Linked DNA regions of Homo sapiens: region 2 is linked to region 1. A link is an interaction called in ENCODE POLR2A ChIA-PET data of the cell type or tissue named here. Cell type or tissue: PC-3. All regions are shown on one strand. Each heading gives the region's core, and the rest is flanking DNA. Links, peaks and the distances in the headings are about the cores only. Region 1 overlaps SKAP2 (src kinase associated phosphoprotein 2). Region 2 holds the start of LOC124901606 (a long non-coding RNA gene).

The links. Peaks named below come from ENCODE experiments on the same cell type or tissue, not always from the same donor. Only the 100,000 strongest peaks of a DNase experiment are listed, where the experiment ranks them.
Region 2: POLR2A ChIA-PET joins it to region 1 with 5 read pairs; 4 of 35 experiments call an interaction of 5 or more read pairs at or near these places.

Annotation. Positions count from the first base shown.
Region 1 is chr7:26,700,071-26,711,845 of GRCh38, reverse strand. The region is part of intron 9 of SKAP2 (src kinase associated phosphoprotein 2); the gene reads left to right. Among named protein-coding and RNA genes, the nearest start is that of LINC02860, 68 kb to the right of the region's middle. In PC-3, for the core only: no CTCF peak of the experiment used is centred there; DNase peaks (open chromatin) are centred at 2,035 and 6,075; H3K27ac peaks cover 505 bases.
Region 2 is chr7:26,804,136-26,815,910 of GRCh38, reverse strand. The region is part of intron 4 of SKAP2 (src kinase associated phosphoprotein 2); the gene reads left to right. It overlaps LOC124901606 (a long non-coding RNA gene), which reads right to left and starts at 10,349. Exons shown (of 3, transcript XR_007060265.1): 1 at 10,264-10,349. In PC-3, for the core only: no CTCF peak of the experiment used is centred there; no DNase peak of the experiment used is centred there.

The DNA of each region.
Region 1 (11,775 bases), core at 1,554-9,553:
TGTGTGTATCTCTTTCTCTAACCAGCCTGATATAGCCTATTCTACGTGGTGCCAACAGATTGATTTCCTAAAATATAACATGGTCAAATTAATCCCTTGCTCATTAACCTTTATGAGTTCCCAACCCCTAGTAAACCAAGTTCAAACTAACTGGCCAGGCCCTGAGCCATGGTCCCACACAAATCCACCTTTCCAATCCCATTTCTGCTGCTCAGACTTATGCTCCAGACAGACTGAACTCTTCACTAACCCTTAGCCCTTCCCTGGACTGCCTTCATCAACTGTGTAGCTCTAGATGCCTTAAACAAAATCAATATATTGAGTTAATTAATTCAGTGACAAAAATCCAGCCAAATAGCACACAGATCAAACTTTAGTTGATGTGGCTTTTCATTTTTTTGTCCACAAAGTCGCTGATGAACTCTACCATATTTTCTAACATATCTCACTATCTGCAAGGTATAGGGTGGGTACTCAGATGATCAATAAATAGCCCCTGTTCTCAAATATACCATAATTTAATAAGAGGAACAGATATATGAAATCTAACTATAGAAAAAAAACAATTAAAAGACATATGCTCTCACCAATTCCAAAGCCTGGTATGTATTACTATATATCTTGGCCATTATTTCCTCTATCCACACCTTTGTGGAACCTTTATAGTCACTGCTTCAGAAACAATGAAAATACCCTTGTTGATTCTATATATTTATTACACCATTATATAGCATTGGTATAAATATAGTATTTTCGTTAAACCTGCTCAGGTGGAACCTTCGTGGTCATTCCACTAGAAACAAAATACCCTTGAAATTCTCTATATTTATTGGGCATAATACAGTATTTTTATAAGTATAGGGTGAGTTAATAAACACAGTATAGTATCATGGTATAATAGTAAATATAGTATTATAATATCATTATCCTCCAGCATTCTGGAAATTAACACATATTCAGAACATCTCATCTGATGCTGAGACAACGTATATAAAAGAATTCAAAACCTCCTTTATAAACCGGTTAATAATTTTTCATTTAGTGGGGAAAATGTTTTCAAGAAAAAAAGACTTCAGAAGTTTCTTAAGTCCTATCTTTCTGCTGCTCCAAAGTGTTGAATGGCTCACCACAGACCATAGGATAAAATGCGTATTTGTTACCTTGGCATTCAAAGGTCTTCCACAGTCTTGCTGAAATCTCACAGTCTAGCCTAATCACTGCTATAATGCAACACTTCTCCAATTTTAACAAGCTGACTTGCTCTTTATTTTCCCCACGCATATCCCATACATTTCCAACCTCACATTTGTGTTCTTACACTTCTGTCTTTATAGAATGCTGTCCCGTTTGTTCAGTTTCTAACCATATCCTCCCTGCTCTCTAGGCCCAGATCAAATCCCATCTCCCCAAAAGAGCCATCCCAGCATGAAGTGACCTCTGCTTCTCTGAGCTTCTCTAAACTTTTCTAACACCATTCATTTGAATATTAATTACAACTTCGTGACATTTTAAATGTTGATATGTGCTATTCTGTAAATCTTAACACTTTTCATGTGATTATTTGGCAAACAAGCAAATGGATGGTTCCTTATAGCTTTATTATATTTGCAAACTCCTCTAGTGCAAGGATCAAACCTTATATTTCCTGGCACCCCCAGAGTACTTGACCAAGTGCCTTCCTCATAAGAATTCAATAAATAATACCTGAATAGTGCAAAGTCTTTAGTTAAAGGGGTCTATTAGGTAAATTAAGAGAAACTTTCTCTTTATGATGATTATTTTCCTGACATGAATTACTGCAGAATCCTAAAAGAATGATTACCAAACAGTATACTATCAGTGGTATATTGAAGCATGGCTGATCCCCCATAACTTCATTAAAATCTAACATTACTATTCCAATGGGCAGAGTCTCAAATAAACTTAGGAAATGTAATACATTGAGTGATGAAAAGCTCTTATATCATCAATCCTTTGGGCCATTAAAGATAAATCATCTACTATGAGCAACAGAACCAACTTGAGTTACCAGTTCCCTATGGCAGGCTAGTCATCTCGAGCAAGACATTTCCCAGGAAATGACATTCTCCTTTGCTTCCACTCATTCATTAACACAGGTAAAGTAGATCTAAAGAGCACAGGATCATAGTTAGGATTTTTAAAACCTGCCTTCTCTAAGGACTTAATGTGACTAGTAAGCAAATGGTACATTTTATATTTAAAAGTAAACTCAGATATGGAAATCTGCACAAGCAACTTAAAGGATGGTGAAACAAGGTTTAAGAATCAATGATTAGATAAGTCCTTGGGGAAAATGTTTAAACATTATCTTTCAGGCAATTACTTTGATTCAGTGGGCAGAGAGGAATCATTGGAGGGCCTCAAAAAGAGGAAGGCTGAGGTTAAGATTCAGGCTGCTCACTCCTAGTACTAGCTCTGACATACTTTAAGCCCTTTGTTTCCCTTTTCCACTCCACACCCTTTGCTTCTATTAAGCTAGTTCCTTTTCTCAGACCACTGCTTATGAGTCCTGCTCCCAATTTCACATTGCCTATTACACTCTCTCATATACCAGATAGCCTCATTTCACTTCTGTTAGCAGCCTGTGTTTTCTTTCAGAAACTACCTTACTTCTCAGTTCTTCCTGGAAACCTAGCCTGATAAGGTGAAGGTCATCTGTACCCATAATAAAATATCCCATCTCCCTATGTTTTATACTTATAAGTATAAAAGACAGTAACCCAACACATGTAGATATACATGTCTAGACACTTTGTGAATTTGAGCCTAGGTTTTTATTTTATACTTTCTAAGAGCTCAGCATTAATTTAAAAGTATTCTGCAGAGATCATCTAATATTCTAATAAATCAACTGAAAAAGAATACTAAAGAAAATGAAACATGAAATGAGAAAAGCAAAAAGAAAACACCCAATTTTTATGTAAGCAATTCAATTATTCATGCAACAAATATTTATTAGGCAGCTATTACATGTCAGGCACTGTGCTAGACACTGGAGATACAGTGTTGACCAATATGACTCAGAATTTATTAATTAGAAATAAATATAACAAATGATAAGAAATGGTTATGAAAAGAGGCCGAAGAGAGACTGATAAAGAACAAAGATCCAAGCCAAGTCTATGGCAGTAAATGAGATACCTAAAAGGGCTTGTCTGTTCAGTGCTACTCATACCCAGTAAGAAATATGTGGTTCTGAACACCACCTATAGAACATACTGAAGATGAAAGTAAAAGGATTAAGGTTGGGGAGTTTACTAAATGGAGATCCTTTTGAAAAATGTTTAGGTGGGGTAACTATTGGTATATACGGAAGAGACCAGATTATAGCACATTCAATGTTATAGGGAAACGGGAGTTCATATTCATGAAGAGATTTAAGAAAGAGTTAATAAGAAAAAGACTTTGAAAAACACCCCCCAAATCCCTTCAACATTTAAACCCATTTTTTTTGCCCCTACAATAATAAAAAAAGACTTTCCAAAGGAAGTGGTGGAAGAAACCCCATTGCTCAAGACATTAAAAACCAGATGGTCCAAAGCCCCAGCAAACATTCACGTGGGATCAATCCTTCACCCAGTGAAAGCAAAGAGATGGGACCAGTGTAATAATGTGTTTTGAATCTCTAGCTTAGAAATGCTATGAAAATAACAATTCACATTGCCTTGGACTTTTCCTTAATGTCTTAGCTCTTCTCTGTGCTCCTTCAGCTTTCAGGGTTGACTTCTGTTAGAGCTGGCCACACAGGAATTTGCCTGTTTACTTGGAAGTCTCTTCTGCTAGGTCCATGTATTGTGAGCTTATCAGGTTTTCTCCTTACCTCTATGAGAGTGCTGTATGCCCTGGGTTCTGGAAGTGTTTTTCTTAAGTGCTTCTCCTAAGGATGGTTTTATGTTTGCTTCTGCTAGAACCCCAGGAGTTTTGAAATTTTTATGTTAAATTTCTTGGCTTGGGAATACCATGCTTGAGGATGGTATAAACTTGGATCTCACATTGGACAGGCTTGGGGGTTTGATTTCTCACAGGAAGCCCCATGACCTCCAGCCCTGGAAAAACAGAAAGCTTCCTTGTTTCTTCCCTGGGCTGTTGGGGGTCTCATTTGTATCTCTGTGCTTCTCACAGGCCCAAAGCCTTGTCTCCTGTGTCCATGAAGATGTTAAAACTCCAGCCTCAACCCCACCATGCAAATGATCAGTATGTTGCTTTGAGCAAGTGGGGAAGGACAGGTCTGTTTCAGCTTGGTTGACCATATTGCTAGAGGTTGAATTCCTAAGCCATAAGTTATGAATTAACACTGCAGTGAAGACTTAATTATAAGTGCTTGATTTAGAAACTTTATTTCAAGTCAAACAAAATTTTGTGTATGTGCTATAGGCAAGGTTCTGTGCTAGGTGTCTAATATCCTGTCTCCTATGTACTAAGGGGCTTTATAATTATAATATTAATTACTTCTTTTTTTTTTTCTGAAATGGTATCTCACTCTGTCACCCAGGCTGGAGTGCAGTGGTGTGATCTTGGCTCACTGCAGCGTCGACTTCCTGGGCTCAAGCAGTCCTCCCACCTAAGCCTACCGAATAGCTGGGACTACAGGTGTGCACCACCATGCCCAGCTAATTTTTGTATTTTTAGTAGAGACAAGATTTCACTATGTTGCCCAGGCTGGTCTCAAACTCCTGGGCTCAAGCAATCCACCTGCCTTGGCCTCTCAAAGTGCTAAGATTACAGGTGTGACCCACTGTGCCTGGCTTTAATTACTTCTTGACAAGAAGAAATTTTTGTTAAATTTATGAAGGAAGAGATTTTAAATGGCCGCTGAATTTATGAAGCAAATTATCCCAATTAGCTGCTTAATGCTATTTAGGATAAAAATTACATTTGTATATACAAAGAATTACTCAAAAATTAAATCAAATAGAGATCCATCCAGACCCAAATGTACACTTTGGTTTTATAAGCTAAGACTAATACATATTTGCATTTGAAGTCATGTTAAATTAGGTTAATGTGGTTACTTTAGAATATATCTTTAAAATGGGGCTGGCATTTCAATCAGCTGAAGTCCTAATTTAAATAACCTATTTTATTCTGTGTGCTGATCAATCATTTTCTCCCCTAGAAAGTCAAACCAGTTTTTGCACTTTTCATTTGTAGAACTTACATGACATAAACATTATGTGACAGAAGTTGCTTGTTATTAAGAGAGAGAATATCATCTCAAAGAAACTTGTCATCTGGAAACAGGAAAAATCACATGAAGTAATTTTATTTGTATCATGGCTTTTTCACTGTTCGCTACATTTGTGACAGCTGATTTTATATTAAATATTAACAATATTCTGTTTATACTTGAATCTGCTGCAGTAGGATATAGATTTTACTCAGAATATTCCTGGTTGGAAAGAAGACTGTTCAGTTAAATGAGACACGTGAGGGCTAGTTATAAAAAAAACATAGATATTATATAACTAAGAAAATAAAGCTACCACTTTGATGTCAAAATTTGGTGCCAAAAGTTTGAAGTTTTACTTTACCCTTGACTCTTATAAAATTTTGTTTTGGGAGGTCAAAATTAGGAAAATATTGGCAATTTCATTTTATTCAAACTAATAAAAACACTTGTTAGCTATGGGTACATGTGTTAGAGAGTCATGGATATTAATATAAATAGTATGATTATAATGAATGAGTTATGGAGACAGTTAATCTATTTGTTAGAAAGAGTTATTGTTGGACTTTGGTAACCAAATAGGGTTATATTTCTCACTTTTAATAACACTTATACAATAAAAAACATTGATATATTTTGAGTTTCTAGCAGCAGAATGTCTTATTTGTTAATTTTAAAATAATTTTGGCAACATCTACTTTAAAAAAAGCCTAACTGAATTGTGTTGAATCTTTTGTGAAGTGTGTATGTATGTCCCTATGATTTGTTTTGTTTTGATTTTAACTTTTCAATATATGAAAATACCCATGAGACAGGCTCCTGCTAAATTTTTGGCCACTTTGTCATCAGAGCTATGAGTGTACGTTGTCAGTTGTTTAAACATTGTTGAATCCACTGTGGGTTGGCAAGAAGCATCTGGGAGCCAGACTTTTCCTGTGGACACATGCCAAGTAGTGTATTGTATTTCCTCACTAAATTGAACTATACTGAGATAATTTTTCTAGTTGAGTTTTTTTAATCCAGAAATTATTTTCCAAAGCTAAGTAAAGGGTCATATGATAAAGTTGTTTATAATAAAACCGCCTGAATTCTTTAATCACTGCTTGATAACTACTTTTATTTAGCTAGAATAGGTGTAAATAAGTCATGCAGTTAAACTACATTCAGATAGTTAACATTATGCTCTTAAGTAGACTGTTCAGGAAAGTGCATATGTCATTTTGTGTATTCTCTTTAAATCAATGATTTACTCTAAGCAAGGACAATAAACATTGAATGATCCCTTAATTAAGTACTATGGTTGGGCTTGCCATTAAATTTACATGTTTGATTGCATTATTTAATTAGATGGAAATAAAATCCCAAATTGCATTTTAATATACATAATTATGGCATAACATTTATTTTAACTAAAAGTGCTAGGAAAAGTTTATAAAATCTCATATTTAACTTTAAAAAAAATCAGTTGTTATTTGGGGATGAGAAAACAAGAAAGTTTCGTCATACTGGAAAATAGGCTAGAGGCTAGTTTTGGAGCTCTGGCACTGCCTAGACCCTAGGCCCCTAAGGTGGCAGGGATTTGTCCTCCCAGAGTGGATAAATTTACTTCATCTGCTACTCTGGGACACTGTGGGTGAGACCTTAAAAAAGTAAGATCTGGTTTGCCTGCCATGTACATTAAAAATATTCTGGCTCTTTTACATAAGAGCAGACATTTTGTTGATGTTGGCTTTATTTCTGGAATCCAAGTAAGAGAAACTTTGTAAATGAGAGTTCAACCTATCCCTTTAGGGGGCCAAAACTGAGCAAGTGTGTTGGTTTTTGAGCTCAAATTTTTATTCTTACGTACTTTGAAGGACAGCAAATGCTATTTTGCAAGAATGAGCATCAAGACCTCCATCAGATGAGTTTTACATGCCTAACCTCCCCTTCTTCCCCCTGCAGGTTCTACCTTGCTTCTTTTGGCAGCCCCTTTCTACAGAAATATACTAGTTCTAGCACATCTTTTCTCTTCAGCCATTATAACCTATTTTATCATAAATTAGTCTGTATGTCAAGAAGATATCTCTTACATTAGAATTGAAAACTTCTTAAAAACAATTCTGAAAGTCTGTGCACAGCCACTCATAGGTACGTGGAAATTCATATTTTGAGAGTGCCATTCTTTCGTATTACGAAAAGTGCTTTAATTTGCTGTATTTTTCATGTCTTACTGCAGTCATATCTGGTAAGAAACTATAGCTATCTTATTCAGGATTAATCAATCTTCTTAGGCTCCTGGCTAGGATTGAAGCTGCTCTCAGCCCTGCTTGCTTCAGGGCTTAGCCTAACTCTGTTTTTTCATCACATTTAGTCTCTGGGAGGGAGGTGATGGGAGATGATTTTTCCATTTGCAAGCTGCCTTTCAACTGGAAGAAAAATGGAAGGGGCAAATGCCAAGTTTTTCACTTTCTGTGGCCATTACAAACATGACTTGTCTCCTGTTTTTTCAGCAGTGTACACTATTTTTCAAAGGAGCATTTTTTTAAACGATTGTCAGTTAGCCAAATTATTTTATCATTGAAGAGTGTTAAAAATAAGAATATATGTCAATATGACATCATGATATTAACTTTCTCATAAGTTGCATGTTGTGACAATAGGTTAAAATGCTGTTTAATTAATTAACAAACAGGAGCAAGTAATATATGCAAGGTTTTACACCCAAAGGGAAGAAAAACTGTAGTGCTTCAGAACCTGGGCTCTGGAGGCAGACTGCCTGGGTGTAAATCCTGACACTAATTATTATTATAGCTGTGTTATGCTGAACAAGTTACTTAAGTGTTTCTATGCCTTCGTTTCATTATCTGTAAAATGTTAATGATGGGTTTTGAATGAGATTTATGTATATAGTACCTAGTGGTGTTTAGTACACAGTAAACAGATTATTATAATCACTGTTACAAATCTGCTATGCAGATTTGTGTTGACCACTTTACCTTATTTCATCCTCATAATAATTATCTAAAGCAGATTTTATAGTTCTGTTGTCCAGATGAAAAAACTGAGGTTCAGAGAGTTTAATTAACTTGTCTAAGTTTGTATAGCTAGTGAAAGAGGGTAATATAAACTTCTGGACTACAAATTATATTGCATTTATATAGTTATGTTGTATCTTTCAAATGCATATATGGGATTAACTCCTGTTTTGCTAATTCCATTATATAATTAATTTTACTTTGGTATTATTTAGTGACATATATCTGTATTTTGAAGCTTAAAATGTACTTACCTTCAAATAATGATAGAACACTGAAACCTTAGAGACCTTATGCAAAAGAAAGCCTTAGGACAACCATGTCCAATCCTTTGAATGCAGGGAGTTTTTTGCTTATTTGTGGTGGTGGATATCATGAAAATTATGCATGGAATTTTTTTTTTTAAAGCTCATCAGGTATTGTTAGTGTTAGTTTATCTTATGTGTGGCCCAAGACAATTCTTCTTCTTCTGGGGTGGCCCAGAGAAGCCAAAAGGTTGGACACCTGTGCCTTCGAAGATACGGCTCTGAGCCATGGTTCTCAAAAGTACTGTCCTGGGACCAGCAGCATGGGCTGGAAACTTGTTAGAAATGCACCTTCTCCAGCTCAGCCAAAATATACTGAATCAGAAACTCTGTGCATGGGGCACAGCAATCTGGGTTTTAAAAAGCCCACCAGGTGATTCTGATGCTGCTGAAGTTTGATAACCACTGCTCAAGATAAATACCACATCGTGGTGGTATGCCGAGATGTTGATGTGTCTCATAATCTCTATTCGCAAATTAGAAGTTACCTCATATTGCAGAGGGGAAATGTGGTGATAGTAGAAAAATACAAGTGAGGCTATTATTTGATAATTGCCCTATAAATATTAAATATTCAACACTATGTGCTTGATCCCTTTCATTCCTTGGATTGAGGCCTTCTAAGCAGGTAGAAGCTATTACTGTAGGGCACAGCAAACTAAGCACAAGGGAGTAAGACTGAGTGTGACTCTCTCCCCACCCTCAGTTTCTTACTGACTGGGACACACAGAACCAGGGATCAGGATGGTTAGTTTTTCTAGTATGCAGCAACTAGGAATCTTCAAACAAGAAGAACTGACAAACTGTCACTAAGAATATAGAGAAGGGGAGAGAGAGCAATAAACAATCATTATCATCATATCTTTTTCTTTCTTGAGATACGGTTCAAACATGGCTGGGCGCAGTGGCTCATGCCTGTAACCCCAAGCACTTTGGGAAGCCGAGGCAGGTGGATTGCTTGAGCCCAGGAGTTCAAGACCAGCCTGGGCAACATGGCAAAACCCTGTCTCTACAAAAAATACAAAAATCAGCCGGATGTAGTAGTGTGCGCCTGCAGTCTCAGCTACTTGGGAGGATCACATGAGCCTGGGAGGTAGAGGTTTCAGTGTGCTGAGATCATGCCACTGCACTCCAACTTGGGTGACAGTGTGAGACCCTGCCTCAAAAAAACAAAAAACAAAAAATATAGTTCAAACATGGAAGTGGCATATTTTAAAATGAGTGAGACAGAAGGATGTAGGAAATAAATAAGGAAACTGATACGGTGTCCACTTTTAATTGTGGAAAAAATTGGACAAAAGCAGATATCATCTTAGAATCCATGATAGCCACCGAAGAAAAGGCTGCCCATTACCCACACACATTTGCTAAGACTGTAGGAAGGCAGATTTCAGAAAATTCAGGGAAAGAATAAGCAAAAATATTGTGGTATTTTGTGGTATTAATGACAAACAAGTATTTTTAAATGCCATTTGAATTTTAATTGTAAATGATCTTAATGAGGGAAAAAAAGAGAAGTTAAAATAATATCCTTGTGCTAGAATCTATTCAATGATGCAAGTTTTATTTATTTATTTGTTTATTTATTTATTTATTTATTTATTTATTTTTGAGACGAAGTCTTGTTCTGTCGCCCAGGCCAGAGTGCAGTGGGGCAATCTCAGCTCACTGCAACCTCCACCTCCCGGGTTCAAGCAGTCCTCCTGCCTCAGCCTCCTGGGTTTACAGGTGCCCACCACCACACCTGGCTAATTTTTGTATTTTTAGTAGAGATGGGGTTTCACCATATTGGTCAGGCTGGTTTCAAACTCCTGACTGCAGGTGATCTACCTGCCTTGGCCTCCCAAAGTGCTGGGATTACAGGTGTGAGCCACTGCGCCCAGCCTGAATGCGAATTTTAAAGGGGGTATCCATCAACAATTGAAATAGCTGAATAACCAAAGAAAATATGAAAATAGCTTACATTTATAAATTATGATAAGCACAACCAAAAATGTATGACAGTTGTGTGTTTTTGTTTTCAAAACTTATTAGAGACAGTGGTTCAGAGAAAACAGCTCAGTTTCTATTTGCTCCTTTTCTGTTAAGAATCTTCCTCCAAGTAATAAGATTGGTAAGAGGGAACAGAAGCCCAGGATTGACAAAGATTCAAATAAAATACCTAGCTAGCCAAAACAAACTCCTTCTTTGTTCCAGGCTTGTTTAGGTAATATAAATAAGTCACTGGGGAGTCCACACCTGGAGTAAAAGTGGACAGTAGAGGAATGTTTGCAGTACCTTATGAGTGGAATAATAGAGGCCTGGACCAAGTCTGTGAGAACACAAAGGGGAGAGAGGCCAGCTGCTTCCCAGAGTGGGGATTGAGCTTTGCTTTAAAGATAAGTAGGACTTGGGTTTGTCTTCTGGCCCAGGTAAAACTGTCATACATTACAAGAGAAATTGTAAATGAAGTCATTGAGCTGCTGTCACTCATTTTGAGGGAAACATGAAGGATGAGAAAGACTTTAGAGGTCTGGAGTCTAGCAATTGTATTATAAACTTCAAAAACAGTAGAAAGTGTCTCAAGTTGGGTTCCCTGAAACAGACTCTAAGACAGTTTTATGTAGAAGGTTTATGGATGAGTGATCTTAGGACATACGCCGGATGAAAGTGAAGAAGGCCAGACTAGGCTAGGCGGACTCTTCAGGATTGTGCCAAATTGAGGCATAGGGGCTTGTCTTTGTATTCCTGCATTAGCTATTCATTGGCTCCAAGCCATTCTCTGGGAGGCCCTATAACCTTGAGTGAAGCAATTCCCTGCAGTTGAGGGCAATTTCTAGTGAGAGACGCAGTTATGAACCAACTGCAGCTTGAGTCCCAGCAGTTGGGGATGGCTGTGTTGGTTCTGAAAAGCGTATCTGGTATCCCTTTTCAGATGAATTCTGAAAATTCTAGATAGTTAATGGGCTATAAAGAGGACTCCAGAAACTGCTAACATAGAGTATCAAAGAGAGTCTTTTATGTTAACTAGAAGATGAAACACTAATTACTGGAACCCAGTATGAGTTCCAGGAATTGGTGGACATATAACTGGACTTCAGTAAGACATGTGGTCAGGATTCTCATGAAATCTTTATAGATATAGAGACCACCAGATAACTGACTCTACAGCTGTGTCCAAAGAGTGCTAATTAATTGATTTTATGAATACCTTAGGGCTTTATTTTCAATATTATCATATCCAACCTATTCATCATTGTTTTGGATACAGGCTTGCTCTCAATAG
Region 2 (11,775 bases), core at 1,894-9,893, 100 kb before region 1:
ATGTGGATTTTATGCAGTTGGGTCAGGTTATCAATATAATTGACTAGGGCTTAAGATGAAAAACTGAGATTATATTCTACTTTTTACTATATACTGTTTTATCATTCCCAACTAAGTTTGGGGCTACTTAAACCTTGAAAAATTTACTGATGTGGTATTTAGAATCTGTTATTTGGGTATCATAGGAAGAATGTAGTGAGTTGGTGGTAATTGATTTATCCTCCATCATACTGAACCTCCCACTCGTCTTCCACTTTGTCCTCCCTTGGGCAATAATCACAGGGTCGAACTGCCAATCTGTAGACTTAATTTTTTCCAGCAGTACCATCTGGCTCCTTGGCACCATAAGTTATATTGGTTCTTTGTGGCTGTTACTGAGTTTGTCATATTGTTAGACAGCTGATGGGATGTTTTTTGCTATTCGACCCTTTTAAAACTAATTATTGATTTTTATTTAGAGAATCTTCTTTGGCCATTTATGATAGCATGGCAGGATTTTATTGTGAAAAAAGTAGAATGCACCTAAACAAATCCTATATTATGTGTCAACCTTGAGATTCTATTCTCTGTATTGTATTCTGTCTAGTTCTTTAGTAGCTCTCCCTTTCAAGAGAGATTAAAATTAATTGTACAGGTTTTCTGTTTCATTCAAACCTGTATGTGTTTTTAAATTATTTGAATTTGCATTTAAAATCCTGTTATTACTGCAGTCATTTCCTAGTCACGAATGTTTAGAAGTCCCTATTAGTGGCACAGATAAACTTCTAATACCCAGTAATACTTTATCCCCTTAAAAAAAAAAAGACCATTTGTATATTATCTTGTGTTTTATTTTGTAGATAGGTGGTTTTACTGTTATGTCTAATGACATTCATAACAATTTAAAAGAGTAATTTTGAAAGGTAGTTCTGAGTTTCAGTAATTAAAAAGAATAGCCTAAGCACATTTCTATTTTTCATATTACACTTAACTAGATATTTTTGATGAAGGCAAAAATTATTTGACCTATTTGTTTCTAAAGTAAGGATCATAAACAAAAATAAATAATTTTTTTAAACTCTTGAATCTGCATATGAAGCAGTTCATTTTGCAAGTATTTATCATATTTGATTGCATTTATTTTTAATGGTACATGATAAACGTCTTTTAGAAAGTTTTAAAGTAGTTATTTTAGAACACAATAAACATCTTTTACAAGGCCCTTTAGAGGTTTTCATTCATATAAAAGTGTTTCTCTTGAGTTTAAATATTTAATTAGAATCTGTTAATCTATGTTGCATTATAATAATGGCAGGATACTGATGTGTTGGAAATATTTACACTGAATCTTTTTTTTTTTTTTTTTTTGCTGGTGTAAGGGTGTTTGAAGTTCCTAAAGAGTGATTTCGCTGGGATTATTTTAATACCACCATATTAGAAGCCTGCTAACTACAAACTGGACTTTACAGAATATTAGATAAAATATACAGCTAAATTGCTGTGATTTGGTTGTGATGTGATTTCATTTAAAGTATGTAAAGAAGAGGAGCAGTAAATATCTCTCTGTAAGAGGAGCTAAATCAGATGTCAGTGAAATGATTCATGTGCCAACTGGAATAGTTAACATGCATTTTATTCTACTGTCTAGCAGGAGGAGGTGGGCTATAGAAAATGAATTCTCCACTAAATAATTTACAACAATTATATCAAATTTTAATAATGAGCTAAGAAGGCATACATATGATTCATGTTCTCACAGTTTCCTACATTAGAGATTAATTGTGCTTTTGTTAAACAAAAATGTACTCTTATAAATATTTTTAATTAGTAAATCATGATTAGTTTTATATTTATAGAGTAGCATCGTTTGATCAATTTTTAGCTGTAGCTTCATATGAAGCTAAAATATCACAGCTAAATCTGTTGTCTCAAATGCCAGCTCATGAGAATTTGCTCCTAATATCAAGAAACGCCCTGAATTGTTTGTTGGCTTTATCTTAACTCAAATATGTAAAGGGGACAGTAGAACATTTTTCTTTCGAATCACAGAGAGTTCAGTGACCTTTCTGTGGCAAATTACATAGAAAGAAAATATTTATATTCATTTAAAATAACCTCTGTGAAGAAATAGTCTCATTACCCTGTTTGATCAATTTCTTGTAGCCTGAGCTGTAGCATGCTGCTATTGCCATTGGTTGATGGAATACACTGAGTAGTGGCTAATGGTGATGGTGCTCATCAGGAAGGGTTCAGCCAGCGGTCAGCAACAAATAATTCAAGACTGTTTCTAAGTTTGTGGCTGGTGGAATTTGCTTTTTGCCCCAAGCCAGCGGCATTGCTGAGCTGGGCTATTTGATTAGAAGAGAGGCATATTTGCTTCTTAGCAACTGCACATTTGCACAACCCATAGTCCTTTACTGCCTCCAAAGGTTTTCCTTTTGTGGTGGTAGAATAATACTTTATTGTTGATTGACAGACAAAAGAAGTTCTAATACAAGGCAAGCTTATAACCATTTTTGTTGTTGTTGGCTTTAAAAAATTTCAGCTACATACGCCATTTTTTGAAAAAGTATAGACAAAAGGTATGTATAGTGTAAATCAGTATGGAAACCCCAATATGCTAGATTTTTAATATATTATCAAGGAGGTTTGCACAGCATGAATACAATTGCATACTGTTACTTTTGTGCCTAGCAGGTTCAATGATAGAAAATCAATTCTGACTCCAGTGTATGTACCTATATCAATATTCTGGGTGTTTGCAGTCTCCAACTAGAATTAATGCTAGAGAAAATTTAACTAATAATTTTTAAAAAAATTGAAGTTAGTAGAACATCTATATAGCTTTGTCACATTTAAGAACTAGTTTTTATATAAGATTAGAAGTCAAATTTTGAATTCTGAATACAGCGTGAGTATAGAATTTGGAATATAGTTCTCACAGGAATGAACTTACCTTTAATAGAAGACAGAGGTATTTATAACTCAACAGTTAAGAAACAAGTGAGAAAAGATAAATTTGGGGAGGACAGTTTGAGTTTTATGATCCTGGGAAACCAGGACCGGAAAAAAACAGGCTTTTTTTTTTCTTTTTTAAAAAAGCATGGTTTTATGGCTTTTCTCACTGAAACTGTATGGTTAGGACTTGAATCTCAAGATTTTAAGGAAGATGGTATAAAAAGTGATACGACCATAGATGATAATTTTATTCTTGCATTATTTTTGGTAATAGTTTTTTAACATACCTATTATACCTTAAAGAAATAATGCGAAACTATTTGAGTCAATACATTTTGATATACATCATTTAAACCCATTGTTTAACATATTTTGTCGACGTAATTCATGGTAAAATGAAATGGCATCTGTAAGATTAATTGCCATTGGTTGATTTTTTTATATTCTATGAAGTTATGTTTAGAACATATGGTGCTTTTTTAAGGGATTTTTTTTTGTATTTTTGTCTCCTAAGGTTTAGAACAGATATGAGAATTTCCGTAATTTAAGATGAACAACAGAAAAGTGCACTGGTGTGAATTATCCAGTTCACAAATCTTGAAACATGTTTTGGGATTTAGGGAAGTTAAAGCAAGTGCAGACATTAACATAGACATAAAGTGTATATGGGCAAATACTCTCATTTCCCAGTAAAAGGACCTTAGGATATATCAGTATGCATAATATGACCATCACTCTATTTACTTACTAAGACATAGCCATTTTAGTGGCAACCTAGAGCCCAAAAGAGGGAAAAGAAGTGAGGTTGAGTGATTTGATATTGCAAGGCAGTAATATGCCCCTTTGTATCAAGCAGCTGTCCCTTTGCAATTTCGGTTAACATCTTTGAAACAGTTCCCTTAAAAACAAATCAGGGCCCTAGGAGGAAATAGAAAATACTTTTAAGAGTGGTTTTAAATTGTTTAAAAATTAACATGCCTGCAAATAAATTCCCAAAGTTAGGATGTGACTTTAATGTTATATAAATTAAGGTTATAGCTTTTGCTAGCATTTTACTTATAAGGTAAATTATGGGAATTTGATGTAATAAGGAAAATGTTCTTTAAATTACTAAACTCTCTTGCAAATAGTTGCAAAATGGCATTTTAAAACTCTAATCTACTACATTAAAATTACTTGTATTTATTAGTCTGTATCATTAGATGGCATTTACTACTAAGTGCCCTTTTCTTCTCTTTTAATAGCTTAACAGTTTCTTATTTTGGGATACATAACAAAAGACAGTTTTCTTAGTGGGGCTTTATGACAATTATCACCTGCAGGTGGAGGGGGGATCTGTTTTATTACTGACTAGTTTCTTCCCTCCATCTCCCATTGCAAATATAAAAAGTACAAAGTAATGTACAAAATGGTGTTCTTTTGGACTTAAGTTTTTACATATAGGTCCATTTGTTGAGAGAGAAGAGGAACAGAGACAAATAGAGGTTTCTGGTGCTTTTCTACTAGGTAAAGAGGGTGTAGGGACAGGGAAAGAGAAAGATGGTGTGGTTTGGGGATATGGATGGGATTTTTTAATTTGTTCAACAGAAATTTTCAGTGCTCCAGTGGCTTCCTGAAGCCTTTAAGGTAAAATCAATAGAGAAATATATCAGAATAATTTTCAGTGGCATGCATGATGAATTATTGTTTTATTATTGAAGAAACTATGGCCCAGAGAGATTAGGTGATTTGCCCAAAGCTACACAGCAAATAATGGTGGAGCTGAGGTAGAAATTTAGGTCTTTTTTTTCTCCAAAGCCTACAATCTTTTTCTGGTGGAACACGAATACCTGCTCTTCAGGCTTGTTGTGTTTAGGGACATGAGCTTTGGATGCTAACAAATAAGAGATGAAAGCTCTGAGACTTGCTTTGTGACTGGTCAAACTACTTGACTTCATTTTATTTTTATTTTTTAATTTAAAAAACTTTAAATTGACAATTAAAATTATATATAGGGCTGGGGGTGGTGGCTCATGCCTGTATTCCCAGCACTTTGGGAGGCCGAGGTGCGCGGATCATGAGGTCAAGAGATCGAGACCATCTTGTGCAACATGGTGAAACCCCGTCTCTACTAAAAATACAAAAATTAGCCAGGCATGGTGGCGTGTGCCTGTAGTCCCAGCTACGCGGGAGGCTGAGGCAGGAGAATCGCTTGAACCTGGGAAGTGGAGGTTGCAGTGAGCTGAGATCGCACCACTGGACTCCAGCCTGGTGACAGAGTGAGACTGTGTCTCAAAGAAAAAAACAAACAAAAACATGTATATATATATATGGTACACAGCATGATGTTTTGATATGTGTATACATTTTAGAATGGCTAAATCAAGTTATTTAGCTCAAGTGTTACCTCATGTACTTATATTTTTGTGGTGAGAACCTTTGAAATCCACTGTTAGCAATTTTCAAGTATAAGTAGGTTAAGCAGTCACCGTGATGTACAATAGATTTCTGAACTTACTCCTCCTATCTAACTGAAATTTTGTATCCTTGGACTAGCATCTCCCCATTCCTCCTATTCCTCAGTGTCTGGTAACCACCATTTTGCTCTCTGTTTCTGTGAGTTTGACTTTTTTGTTTTTCTTGTTTTCTTTTTTTTTCTTTCTTTTTCTTTCCTTTTTTTTCTTTTAGAGACATGGTCCAGGCTGGAGTGCAGTGGTGCAATCTCAGTTTACTGTAACCTCAAGCCATCTTCATGCCTTAGCCTCCTGAGTGGTTAGGACTACAAGGGTGTACCACAATGACTGGCTAATTTTTTTATTTTTGTGGAGATGGAGACTTGCCAGGTTGGCTAGTCTGGTCTTGAACTCCTGGCCTCAAGTGATCCTCCTGCTTCAGCCTTCCAAAACACTGAGATTACGGGTGCGAACCACTGTGCCCAGCCCAACTTTTTAACACTACATATAAATTAAGATCATGCAGCATTTGTCTTACTGTGCCTGGCTTTTTTACTTAACTTAATGCCCTCCAGGTTCATCCATATTGGCACAAATGACAAGATTTCCTTCTTTTGAAAGGCTAAATGGTATTCCATTTTATACATATACTACATTTTCTTCATCTATTCATCTTCATGGACACTTAGGCTGATTCCGTATCTTGGCTATTGTGAATAATGCTACAGTGAAGATGGGAGTGCAGATATCCCCTTGACATACTGATTTTGTATCTTTTGGATATATTCCCAGAAGTGGGATTACTGGATCATATGGTAGCTCTATTTTTAATTTTTTGGGGGAAGCTCCATACTGTTTTCCATAATGGTTGTTCTAATTTACATTCCCACAAACAGTATACAAGGCTTTCCATTTCTTCACATCCTCACAAACACTGGTTATCTTTTGTCTTTTTGATAATAGCTGTTCTGACAGGTGTGAGGTGTTATCTCATTGTGGTTTTAATTTGCATTTCCCTGATGTCTAGTGGTATTGAACATTTTTTTTGTATACCTGTTGGACATTTGTAGGTCTTCTTTTGAGAAAAGTTTATTCAGGTCCTTTGCCCACTTTTTTTTTTTTTCTTGTGAAACGAAGTTTTGCTCTTGTTGCCCAGGCTGGAGTGCAATGGTGCGATCTTGGCTCACTGCAACCTCTGCCTCCCGGGTTCAAATGATTCTCCTTTCTCAGCCTCCCAAGTTGCGGGATTACAGGCACATGCCACCACACCCGGCCAATTTTTGTATGTTTAGTAGAGATGAGGTTTCATCATATTGGTCAGGCTGGTCTCAAACTCCTGACCTCAGGTGATCTGCCCACCTTGGCCTCCCAAAGTGCTGGGATTACAGGCGTGAGCCACCGCGCCCGGCCAGACCACTTTTTTATTGAGTTTTGTTTTCCTACTATTGAGTCTGTTGAGTTCCTTATGTATTTTGGATCTTAACCCCTTACCAGATGTGTGGTTTGCAAATATTTTCTCCTATTCCATAGGCTGTCTCTTCACTCTGTTGATTGTTTCCTTTGCCGTACAGAAACTTTTTAGTTTGATGTAACCCCATTTACCAACTTTTGCTTTTGTTACCTGTGCTTTGGGGGTCATATCTAAAAATTCTTTGCCAAGACCAACATCATGGAGCTTCTCTTCTGTTTTCTTCTAATATTTTTAGTTTCAGGTATTCCACTTAAGTCTTTAATTCACTTTGAGTTGATTTTTGCCGTAGGCATTGTTGTTATACCCATTTTGTACATGAAGAAATTAAGGTATAGAGAGACTAGGTTACATGCCTAGTAAGTATCGGAACCAAGGTTGAGACCCAAGCCATCTTATTCCAAGGCTTGTCCCTTCCTTTTTTTTTATTATGGTAAAAGACACATATTATGAAATTTACAATTTTAACCACTTTTAAGTATACATTTCAGTGGCATTAAGTATATTCACAATGTTGAGTAACCACCAATCACCGTTTTCATAATGTTTTCATCATTGTAAACGGAAACTCTGTATCCATTAAACAGTAACTCCCCATTCACCCACCTCCCTACCCTCTGCTCCCACAACCTCTATTCTATTTTTAGTCTCTGAATTGGCCTGTTCTAGGTACTTCATGTGAGTAAAGTCATACTGTATTTGTACATTTGTGTCTGGCTTATTTTACTTAGCATAATGTCTTTAAGGGTCATCATGTTGTAGCATGTATCAGAATTTCATTCTTTTTTTAAAGCTAATAATATTCTATTATGTATGTATACCAAAATTTATCCATTCATCTGTTCATGGACATTTATTTGGGTTATTTCCATCTTTTGGTTATTATGAATACTGCAGAGCCTACACTTTTGACCACAGCCCTATACAGATGTATTAATTATTTATTGCTGTATAGCAGATTACCCCTAAACCTGTGTATTATTTTATTATCACAGCCATACCTCAGAGATATTGTGGGTTTGGTTTCAGACCACTGCAATAAAATGAATATTGCAATAAAGCAATTCATGAGTTTTTTGATTTATATGCATAAAAGTTATGTTTACACTATACTGTAGTCTATTAAGTGTGCAATTAGTATTATGTCTAAAAAACAATGTGCATACCTTAATTTAAAAATACTTTATTGCTAAAAAAAGTGCTAACAATCATCTTACCCTTCAGCAAGTTGTAATCTTTTTGCTGGTGGAGCGTCTTGCGTCAATGTGGATCACTGCTGACTAATCAGGACAGTGGTTGCTGAAGGTTTGGGATGGCTGTGGCAATTTTTAAAAGTAAGATAACAGTGAGTTTTGCCACATTGATTGACTCTTCCTTCCATGAAAGATTTCTCTGAGGCATGTGATGACATTTGCTAGCATTTTACCCAAAGTAGAACTCCCTTTCAAAATTGGAGACTGTATTAGTCCATTTTCACACTGCTATAAAGAACTACCTGAGACAGGGTAATTTATAAAGGAGGTTTAATTGACTTGCATTTCCACATGGCTGGGGGCGCCTCAGGAAACTTAAAATCATGGCAGAAAGTTAAAGAGACACAAGCAGCTTCTTCACAAGGTGGAAGGAGAGACAGAGAGCAAGGAGGGAACTGCCAAACACTTTTAAACTATCAGATCTTGTGGGAACTCACTCACTATCACAAGAACAACATGGGGAACCCCCACTTCCCCGATGATCCAATCACTTCCCACCAGGTCCTTCCCTGGACACGTGAGGATTATAATTCGAGATGAGATTTGGGTGGAGACACAGAGCCAAACCATATCAGAGGCAATCCTCTCAAATCCTGCCACTGCTGTATCGCCTAAATTTATGTAATATACTGATCCTTCCATTATTGTCATTTCATCAATGTTCACAGTGTCTTTACTGGTAGTAGATTCCATCGCAAGAAACCACTTTTTTTGCTCATCCTAAGAAGCAACTTTGCATCCCTTCAAGTTTTATCATGAGATTTCAACAATTCAGTCACGTCTTCAGGGCCTACTTCTAATTGTAGTTCTCTTGCTATTTCCATCATATCTGCAGCGACTTTCTCCACTGAAGTCCTGAACCTCTAAGTCATCCATAAGAGTTGGAATCAGCTTCTTCCAAACTCCTTGCACTTTTATGTTATGAAGATGGCTTCTTTCCTTAAACCTCATGAACCAACCTCTGCTAGATTTCAACTTTTCTTCTGTGGCTTCCTTACCTCTCAGTCTTCATAGAATTGAGCAGAGTTAGGGCCTTGAGCTGCATTAGATTTCACCTTAAGGGAGTGTTGTAACTGATTTAATCTTCTATCCAGACCACTGACACTTCATATCAGCAAAAAGGCTTTTTTGCTTTCTTACCATTTGTGTATTCACTAGAGCAGCACTTGTATTTACCTTCAATGACTTTACCTTTGCATTCACAACTTGGCTGTTTGGTGCAAGAGGCCAGCTTTCAGTCTGTCTTGGCTTTCAACATGAATTTCTTACCAAGCTTAATCATTTCTAGCTTTGTTTGTTTGCTTTGCAGCCTCAAATTCCCAGGCTCAAGGGCTTCTCCTACCTGTTTCCTGAGTAGCTGGGACCACAGGCATATAACGCCATACCTGGCTTATTTATATTTTTTATATTGATTTGTTTATTTATTGATTGATTGAGATGAGGTCTCACTATATTGCCCAGGCTAGTCTCAAACTCCTGGGCTCAAGTGATCCTCCCACTTTGGCCTCCCAAAGTGCTGGGATTACAAAAGTGAGTCTAGCTTTTGATTTAAAGTGAGAGGTGTGTGATTCTTCCTTTTATTTGAAAACTTAGAAGTCATTGTAGGGTTATTAATTGGCCTAATTTCAATATTGTTATGTCTCAGGGAATAGGGAAGCCCAAGGAGAGGGAGAGAGACAAGGGGAAGAGTCAGTCAGTGGAACAATCAAAACATACACAATATTTATCAATGAAATATGCTATCCTATATGGGTGTGGCTCATGGTTCCCAAAACAATTACAATGGTAACTATAGATCACCGTAACAGATATAATAATAATGAAAAAGTTTCAGATGTGAAAATTACCAAAAGGTGACACAGAGACACAAAGCCAACACATGCTGTTGGAAAAATGGTGCCGATAGACTTTCTCGACAGAGTTGCCACAGACCGTCAACTTGTAGAAGGTGCGATGTCTGCAATGTGCAATAAAGTGAAATGCAATAAAATGAAGTGTACATATATTTATTATTAAGTAATAAACCTTTTATTCTCACATTTCTGTGAGTCAAGCATTGGGGAATGGCTTAGCAGTCTCTGGCTTAGAACTATTCATGAAATTGCAGTCAGAATTTTAGCTGAGGCTGCAGTGATCCGAAAGTTTGAATCCACTTTCAGGGAGGCTCACTCACATGGCTGCAAGTTGGTGCTGACTGTTGTCAGGAGGCCTTGGTCCCTTTTCACATGAGTTTTTCCACTGTCTACTTGAGTGCCCTCATGACTTTGTAGCTGGCTTCCCCCGAAGAAAGAGCCGAGTAGAAGCTATATATTTTTTTATGACCTAGTCTCAGATGTCACATAGCATCACTTTAGCCACATTCTGTCCTTTAGAATCAAATGGGTGAAGTTGACCCCCATTCAAGGGGAAAGGGATTAGGCTCTGCCTTTCGAAGGAGGAGTGTTAAGGAATTTGTGAACTCATTTTAAAATCAGCATACCTGATTAGAATAATGAAGAAAGTAATCACTGGTAACAGAAATAATTCCTACAAAAATTATGGTATACAACTGTCTAGAGACATTTTCTGTACATATATGACATCATAGTCTGTTGATTGTTTCATAATCTGATTAAAAATTTTTTATTTTAAAGAGACAGGGTGTCACTATGTTGCCCAGGCTGGTCTCAAGCTCAAGGGAACCTCCCACATCAGCCTCTAAAGTAGGTGGGAATATAATTGCTCACCACCATGCCCAGCTTTATAATCTGATTTCAAAACTAACCCCTGTTAAAATTGTAGTATATTATCTGTCTAGAGACATTTTCTGTGCATATTAGACATCATATTCTGGATACTGTGTTTTATACTTTAATTTTTTCATACTATAGGAAACATCTTTCCATGATAGTAAGCATTTTTTATACATTGGCTGTTAATCTTTTAAGGATTTCCCAATAATGGTATTTCACTGTTAACTGGCTTTTCTTTTTACTAGTTGATGGTGAATTTAAAAAATATTTTATTCATTATTTGCATTTTTAATAAATTGCCTTTTTATTTATTCCTGCATTAAAAATTGGCACTTTTTTTTTTTTTTTTTGAGACGGGGTCTCACTCTGTCACCCAGGCTGGAGTGCAGTGGTGCTATTTCGGCTCACTGCAACCTCCGCCTCCCGGGTTCAAGTGATTCTCCTGCCTCAGCCTCCTGAGTAGCTGGGACTACAGGTGCGTGCCACCATGCCTGGCTAATTTTTGTAATTTTAATAGAGACAGCGTTTCACCACATTAGCCAGGATGGTCTCAATCTCCTGACCTTGTGATCTGCCCGCCTTGGCCTCCCAAAGTGCTGGGATTACGGGCCTGAACCACCAGGCCCGGCCCGGCACATTCTTTTTATTAAACATTATGTGTTAAGGATTCTAAAACATTATCATGTAAGGTATAAATATTTCTTCTTTGCTTATAATTTGTGGTATTGATTAAAACAAATTGTAGAAGTATAGAGTTAGAAAGGATAACAGAGGAAATTTAGTCCAACACTTCTTTTTAAAATTTTTTTAAAATTATTTTTTAAAAAATTTTGTGGGTATATAGTAGATGTATACATTTATGGGGTACATAAGACATTTTGATACGGGCATGCAGTGTGACATAGGCACATCATGGAGCATGGGCCATCCATCCCCTCAAGCATTTATCCTTT